Regions from separate parts of the Mus musculus genome. Here regions 1 and 3 are each linked to region 2. Evidence: chromatin loops called from intact Hi-C (ENCODE). Cell type or tissue: heart. All regions are shown on one strand. Region 1 overlaps Ccl7 (chemokine (C-C motif) ligand 7). Region 2 overlaps Ccl1 (chemokine (C-C motif) ligand 1). Region 3 overlaps Gm11419 (a long non-coding RNA gene).

Evidence for each region. Peaks named below come from ENCODE experiments on the same cell type or tissue, not always from the same donor. Only the 100,000 strongest peaks of a DNase experiment are listed, where the experiment ranks them.
Region 1: it touches region 2 in a loop (7-fold over the local background); 34 of 42 quality-filtered maps call a loop at or near these places.
Region 3: it touches region 2 in a loop (11-fold over the local background); 39 of 42 quality-filtered maps call a loop at or near these places.

The regions. Positions count from the first base shown.
Region 1 is chr11:82,047,293-82,049,792 of GRCm38, reverse strand. It overlaps Ccl7 (chemokine (C-C motif) ligand 7), which reads right to left. Exons shown (of 3, transcript NM_013654.3): 3 at 2,268-2,500. Among named protein-coding and RNA genes, the nearest start is that of Ccl7, 2.8 kb to the right of the region's middle. In heart, a CTCF peak has its summit at 1,553 (motif pointing left); a DNase peak (open chromatin) is centred at 1,582.
Region 2 is chr11:82,176,766-82,179,265 of GRCm38, reverse strand. Ccl1 (chemokine (C-C motif) ligand 1) reads left to right here. Exons shown (of 3, transcript NM_011329.3): 2 at 1,133-1,247; 3 at 2,355-2,500. The coding sequence ends at 2,442. Among named protein-coding and RNA genes, the nearest start is that of Ccl1, 1.8 kb to the left of the region's middle. In heart, a CTCF peak has its summit at 1,326 (motif pointing right); a DNase peak (open chromatin) is centred at 1,315; H3K27me3 peaks cover 912 bases.
Region 3 is chr11:81,995,386-81,997,885 of GRCm38, reverse strand. It overlaps Gm11419 (a long non-coding RNA gene), which reads right to left. Exons shown (of 6, transcript XR_003949730.1): 6 at 2,106-2,500. Among named protein-coding and RNA genes, the nearest start is that of Gm31522, 9.5 kb to the right of the region's middle. In heart, a CTCF peak has its summit at 1,540 (motif pointing left); a DNase peak (open chromatin) is centred at 1,475; H3K27me3 peaks cover 622 bases.

The DNA of each region.
Region 1 (2,500 bases), 130 kb after region 2:
CAGAGACAGAGAGAGTTGTACCAACACACAGATTGTATTTCCTGCAGTATAAATCTTGAATTTGTGGATTTTATTCGTATGTTAAAGGACATCCAGTTCTTTCCTAAACTGTTTTCCTTACAGTGATAACTTGACAGATGCAGACAGAAGCAACCAGCACACCATCAATGCACATTTTTGTAAAGTTTCCCTTTGGAGCGAAGATTTCTGTAGACAGGACCTGACAGCTTTGGTGCTTTGGAACATGGGCCTCCATCTTTCCAACCTCAGGCACCAGCTCGTTCCATCTGCTGTCAGAAGTCTGCTGAATGTTACTTGTTGCAGTTTTATATTTAATTTATTTTACTGTGGGAGGGACAGGGTTTTGCCCTCCCACAGTAAAATATGTATCCCAATGCTATGTAACTCACTGTGTAGCCCAAATGGCCATGAACTTATAGCGATCCTGCATCAGTTTCCTAAATGCTGGAGTATAGCTGTGCATCATCACGATGCACTCCTTTGGGTTTTAATGGGGGCACAGGATCATCACAGTTGTCTGTGTGTTAATCAAGCAAATGACACCCTTTAGGTCTAATCCAGAGATCACAGAAGAAGTCCTGTAATATAGAAAGAAAAAAAATATGAGGAACCCTTAAAGTTTTTCTTAGCAATAATCCCCAGACCTGAAGGGTAACTCCTTAAAGGGCAAAAGGGACATTTTTGCCACCCTACACTCCCAACAAATTTGGTGGCAATAGTTGGGCATCTTTGATGGATATGCTCCCAGATGTAAAATGTGTTCATTTTGTTTTTACTTTTAGTGTCTACATGAGGCTGGTGCCTGCATGGCTCTACTATACCCTCTCACTTAAAGAAACATGTCTGTCAGGTTAGTGACTACTTAAGACAGCTAGTGCTATAACTCATACATTAGTGGTATAACCCATCTAGTCTTTGAATTCCACAGACCACTGATGCTGAGCTAGGGATCACCCTCTGTTTCTGGTCATAATTTTGGATTTCTCTTTAATTATTCTTGCCAAAGGGCCCTGGACATAGATGAAGACAAACAAGATTTAAATTCTTTAAAATGGGGAACTAGGCTGGTAGTGCATCTCACTAGTTGAGTAGAGTGCTTGCCTAGCATGCACTAAGACTTAAATTTGGTCCCCAGTTCTTCAAAAATTGTGTATAGGGGCACGCACCTGTTCCCTCACTCTGGAGATAGAGGCTGAAGGATGAAAATTCAAGATCATTCTTTGCATATTGAATTATAGGACAACATGGGCACTTGGTTTAAAAAAAGACTAGAAAGAAAAAAAGCAAGGAGACCAACAGTGTAAGAAAGAAATGCAAAGAGAAAGAAGAAGAAGAAAAGGAAGAGGAGGAGTTTCTTTGGCCTTGGGCACAGGGAGCTCCTCCTCTCTGAACTGTAATAAAGTCACTGATTCTCTGCTTAACATTGACCTGTATAACCTGTATTCTTTTCTATCTGACGCTACTTTCATGGCTCTAAGATGAAGCATGTGACAGGAAGAGGATAGTTTGGGTGATGCTAGTCTGCCTCCTGGTGGCTGTTTTGGAAAATCTGCTTGTTGCGGAGATGAGGCCTGACACCCCGGAGGCTGCATGAAAGGCAGGAAGCTCTGTTAGATCTGGCTGGAGCATCAGTGCGTGGTCACTGGTGTACTGTTTGTTTGCCACTACGGTGTCCACTCTCTTCTGACACCTTATGTTTCAACCTGAGGCTTTAATGGAGGCTCAGCTGGAAGATCCAGGGATCTCTTAGAATCTTGTGCTGGGGCCATGATCTTCACCTTCCTGCCCTTTCTGATTAACAGAGATGGAACTGTTTGAACACTCATGTGGCTGCCAGATGTGGAAGGGAATTTGCCAGGTCACATTGGCCTGGCATCTCCATTATCAAAGCCAGAGATGTATTTTAATATTCTGGACTGGAGGGACTTGGGGGTCTGTGAGGAGACCAGACAAATAGGAATCTGGTGCAATCAGAGATTGTGTGAAAAGCCACGGCTTTGGAAACCAAAACAGTGCCTGGTAAAGTGGCTAAAGCTGGTGTCAGCTTGTCAGAGACAAAACTGTAGACCTGGCTTTTTCTAGCTTCAGCCTGTCTGTCTTTGACAACTAAGCTCAGTCTAAGCTAATACCCAGGGTTACCATGTCTGGCCCCCTCCCCTCCCTCTGTACCCACACCCTACTTCTTGCCACCCTGTTCACCCCTCCAGCTTAGTTTGTTCCTTTAAAAGACAGCATCAGAGATTGAATTTTGTGCAAAAATACATTTTATATGAAACTTCAGTAGTCATACATTTAAAAACCACACAGTATCATAACATTATGATTTTATCCTAAAAGTTTTTAAATAAAATCTTTGCACTGATTCTTGCAAAGTCCCTTCATAATACAAGAACAAAGTAAAAATGGGGAAAGGGGGAGAATTCTGCAGCTAACACAACGTTAAAGTGACATGAGGTCTCCAGAGCTTTACATTCAAATC
Region 2 (2,500 bases):
TCCTTCTCCTTCTCCTCCTTTCTCCCTTCTCCTTTCTCTTCCTCCTCATCCTCCTTTCTCCCTTCTCCCTTCTCCCTTCTCCTTTCTCCTTTCTCCTTTCTCCTTTCTCCTCCTCCTCCTCCTCCTCCTCCTCTTCATCCTCCTCCTTCTAGATGAAGTGGCTTTAGTGTGTGGAAGATAATTTTGATCCTCACCCTACAGACAACTGGAAGGGCCTATGGGGTTGTTTAAAACAAATTAGGATCCCTGAAGTCCAGAGGAGGGACTAAGACTGATTTCCAGTGTGACAGATGACAGGCAGGGGCTGAAGGAAGGACCACAGGAGTGAACAGCCAGATAACTATTATATCTCTTAAAGATGTTTTCTGTATGGATAAACTGGAATCCATGTTCTAGATTGTTCGGAAAATACCAACCTGAGGTCAGGGGACCTGCAAGTTTCTGTGAACAGCGAGACAGGAAGGATCCAGGGTTAGAACACAGGGATGTTGAAGGTGGGATGTGGGAGGAGAGCGTACAAATCAGCAGACTGGGGGTTACTGGTCCCTGAAAGAGGGGAGGGCCAAGGATGGGAATGTGGAAGATTGTGTGGGCGAGTGGACCAGCCACTTTTTGGGAATACCCCCTTTTCCTTCTGAGCCCTTGTGGAGTTCCTCACCCAGCCCCATGTCTGTGAACCAAGAACTACAATGTCCTGCATGCGATGGGATAACAGGTCCTCTAGGATGTGAGGCCAGAGCCCCGAGCTTAAGTACTAGCACAGTACACAGAGCCACGCACTTGTGCTGGGAGACTGGGACTGAAGGGGTTTGTATATGTGGTAGGAAGAGTCTCACCGTATGTGCAGGAGTGTGTGCTGAGCCATGGCTCAGGCAGGCTTGTGGTTTCTGTCCCCACCACCTGCTGGTTTGTAGGGTGCTCACATCTGACGCCCCTCCCCAGTCTTATGATTGTTGTCTCCATCCTAGAAATGTGTTGCTGCTGAGACAGAGCTGCACTGCAGCCCTCGGGATGTGGTCTCCATGCTTGAGTCTGTCCTAGGAAGGACTTGGCTGGTTTTGCTTTTTAATTCTGTTGTGGGTGAGAGGCTATGGTTGCTAATGAATGGTCTTTTTTTGTGCTTTTCTTCTAGTGCTTACGGTCTCCAATAGCTGCTGCTTGAACACCTTGAAGAAAGAGCTTCCCCTGAAGTTTATCCAGTGTTACAGAAAGATGGGCTCCTCCTGTCCTGATCCCCCAGCTGTGGTGTGAGTGAGCCACTAGCCAGGGGAGAGATAATATTGACGGAATTGAGAATAGTACACACTAGATGGCGCTGTTCCACAAGAAAAGGGAGTCTAAACCCAACCAGGCAATCTAAGGTGTAGAGTGACACTAGGGGGCGTGGGGCTTCCCAGGAAGGGGGGGGGGGTCCTGATTTATTTGCTTGAACCCCAAAGTGCCTATGATTAGATCCCAAGCTATATAGCCAGGAAGAAATGTTTAATAAAAGCACAACAGACAAGGCTGGAGCGTTGGCTCAGTGGGTAGTTTGGCTGCTCAAACACGGTGATTTGAGTTCATATTCCCAGCAGGATGGTGTGAGTTTGTAACCCCAGTGCTAGATGAGGCAGAGGCAGGCATAGCCTGTGTGCTTGCTGGCCCTAACAAAGTTCTGTGGGAGATCTTACCTCGAAATGTAGGACAAACAATCCACTAAGGAAGATTTCATAACCACCGACCCCTGGCCACCACACATGTCTATATACCATGAAACACACACACACACACACACACACACACACACACACACACACACACACACACTATACAAACACACACACCACATATACATATCACACACACCACACAAACACACACCACCCACTACACAAACACACATACCACACCCCCCACATACATCCCCACATACACCCCCTATATCACAGAAACACACATACCACACTAACACACACACATACCCCACACATCTCAGACCCTACAAACACACACACACACACACACACACACACACACACACACACACACAGTAGGCCCCAGGCAGACACACAAATATTCAAACCTGGAGCAAGGAGTTGTTCTAGGATTGGGACGTTTCGTCCTAGCTACACATCAGACTGTCCGCCAGCTCCTGTGCTCTGTACCACAAAGGGAATTCTAGTCTCCACGGTAGGCTTCAGGGGTCCCCATTAATAAGCTTCCAATGTAACACAGGCACGCCAGCTTCAGATCTTGTAAAATTTCTTCATTTACAGAGTCAGGAGTTCAGGGGTCCCTGGTCTCACAGAAGCAGAGAAGACTGTTACAGATTCCAGTGAGTGACCAAGGTCCTTGTCCGTGTCTTCTGTTCACAGATTCAGGCTGAACAAAGGTAGAGAAAGCTGCGCCTCAACTAACAAAACGTGGGTTCAAAATCACCTGAAGAAGGTGAACCCCTGCTAACCGGGGTGAAGATGAGCCACCTTCCCATCCCAGCACCAGAGACTGCAGTTTCCCTCAG
Region 3 (2,500 bases), 180 kb after region 2:
AGGCAGTGTAACTCCTATCTCTTTTGGTCTGAGTCCAGGGACCTTAACATCCTCAACTGACACTCCTACAGACCATCTTGGAGGTGGTCCTTGCACAGACCTTCCAGGGCCTAAGAGAAAGTAAGATGCTGTCACAGACTACCCGTGTAGCTTCCTTTACAGGGAGACCTGCTGGCAACCCAGGTGCCTACCTCTCCACCCCAACAGGGGCCATTCATCCTTCTCCTTCACACCAGCTTGCAACAATCTTTCCCAGAGATGGCTCCCATGGACTCTCAGATTCTTCCCTCCCTCGAGTGGCTTGGAGCCACCAGGAGCCACCTGCTTATAAAATTAGTGGGGCCTGAGAATCTCATAATATGCTCCAATTCACTGGGGCCCAACTCAAACCATCTCTCTAGGACCCCCTCCTTCCAGCCTGGCCACCTCCTTATTCTCACAGAAGCACCCCACTCATGCCAAGGCTGTACCCCAATCTCTCTCCGCGTTTCAAGCCATACTTTCTTCCAAGGCACAGAGAGAGCCCCTTCCCCAACTTCAGGAAGTCCTTGCTGACCCGGGCAGAAATTCTGTGCCAGTCATATGGTGCTTAGTCACCCAAGGCTGCCCTCTGTGGCTTTCTTTTCATTTGGCTTTACAAAGCCACTCGCCTCCACTTTGAGGGCATGTGCTTCTGCAATTAAAGTCTGGCATTTAGGAGATACTCAGCAAGGGCTGCCTGGTCACACAAGTGGAGAGTTACGGGTGTTAGAAGCCTTGGGAGTATCTGATGGATTTTTTTGGAGTTTTTGAAACCCCTGGGAGTCCCAAGGGGCAAGGAGAAAAAGGAGGACATTATTTGGTACCATGGGAGTAGGCATGGGGCTAGAAGTACTGTCTGACACTTCTTCTACAGTCCTAACCCCTACCATCTCACAAACCCCCAATAAGCTCCCTATATCTGTTCAGAGGTTGAATTCCAAGATTGGAAGCCAGACCCTGATTCCAGCAGTGGCTCCAGCTCTGCCAACAGTGGGCTCTTTGCAGGTTTGTTAGCTTCCCACCCAGCTTCCCTACCTTTAAAGCGCATTACAGTCTCTGCCTCGTCTAGTCAGGAAGAGTTAACAAGCAAAAAGCAGGTGAAGTAGAAACTGTTTCCACTCACACCCTGGCACACTACACTCAGGGCATTTGGGGCTTCAGGTCTGGGCAGCATTATAGCGGAAAGATTGGATTTAAACCGTGTCTCTATTACTTAGAGCTCAGCGATGGGAAGCGTGTCCTCCTCAGAGCCTGCTTGTTTAACTTGATGAGAAATCATGCCCATGATGTGGGGTTAAGAGGTAATGAGATACGGCTTATTAAACCTGGAGAGCGGTGCTTGTTGTGTACGGAGGACTTGGGTGAATTCCCATCCTCTTTCATTTAAGTCTCCCTTTTCTGCCAGGCAGGTGTCTGGGCTGACAACAGCCACAACTGGAGGAAAGAGGCAAGGGAAGGCTCTGTGGAGTCTGGGAGCAGAAGTTGGTGGGGCCTTGCTGCCCCCTGGTGGCCTGGATAGGCATGACAGCTCTGTGTGCTCTCCGGTGCCACCTTATGGTAGAAGAGATTAGTTACAGAAGAGCTTTCTAGAGATCTCAAGGAGGAAGAATTCACATTTGGCTGGTCTTGCTTCTTTTTTATTACACATAATACCTTGATTACTCTTCTTTTGCACATCTCTTTAAAATATCTGATTCTTTCCCTAAAAATAAATCATAAAAGTGGAGTTTCCTAGCTTCTCTCTCTCTCTCTCCCTCCTTCCCTCCCTCCCTCCCCCCACCCCCGTGCGCATGCGTACATGCATGTGTATATACTAACATCTCTCAGAAATAAAGTACCAGTTAATATCCCCATCATTTTATCTCATCTTCACCAACATTGAATGGTGTCTTAGTTTCGTTTTCTACTGCAGTGGTAAAGAATCCTGACCAAAAGACAATAGAGAAGAAGAGTTTATTGGCCAATGATTCCAAGTTACAGCTCACAATTGCAGAGAAATTAAGGCAGGAACTTAGGCATGACATCCACAGGCCAAAAAAAAAAAAAAAAAACCAAAAAAAAAAAAAAAAAAACAGAGAGCCAAGTATGCCCTTCATGTCTGCTTGCTAGGTTACTCACAGGCTGCTAGCTTTCTTCATCCTTACACAGTTCATGTCTCAGCCCATGAAATAATGCCACCCACAACAGGCTGAGTCTTCCTACATCACTTAGCAATCAAATAAGTCCCCCCCCACAGGGATGCCCAGTGGCCATTGTGATTTAGATAGTTCCTCAATTAAGATGTTTCTCAGGTGCTTCTAGTTTTGTCAAATTGAGTGTGTGCATTGTTGAATATAACCTTTCAGTGTTCCTGTCCCTTGCCATATAATATTCTGCTCTGAGAGTGTACTATGGTTTCCTTCCTCATGTTACTGTTGATCTGTGTCTACATTGCTTCCGAGTTTGGAGCTGTTATAAATAATGCTGCCACAAATATTTT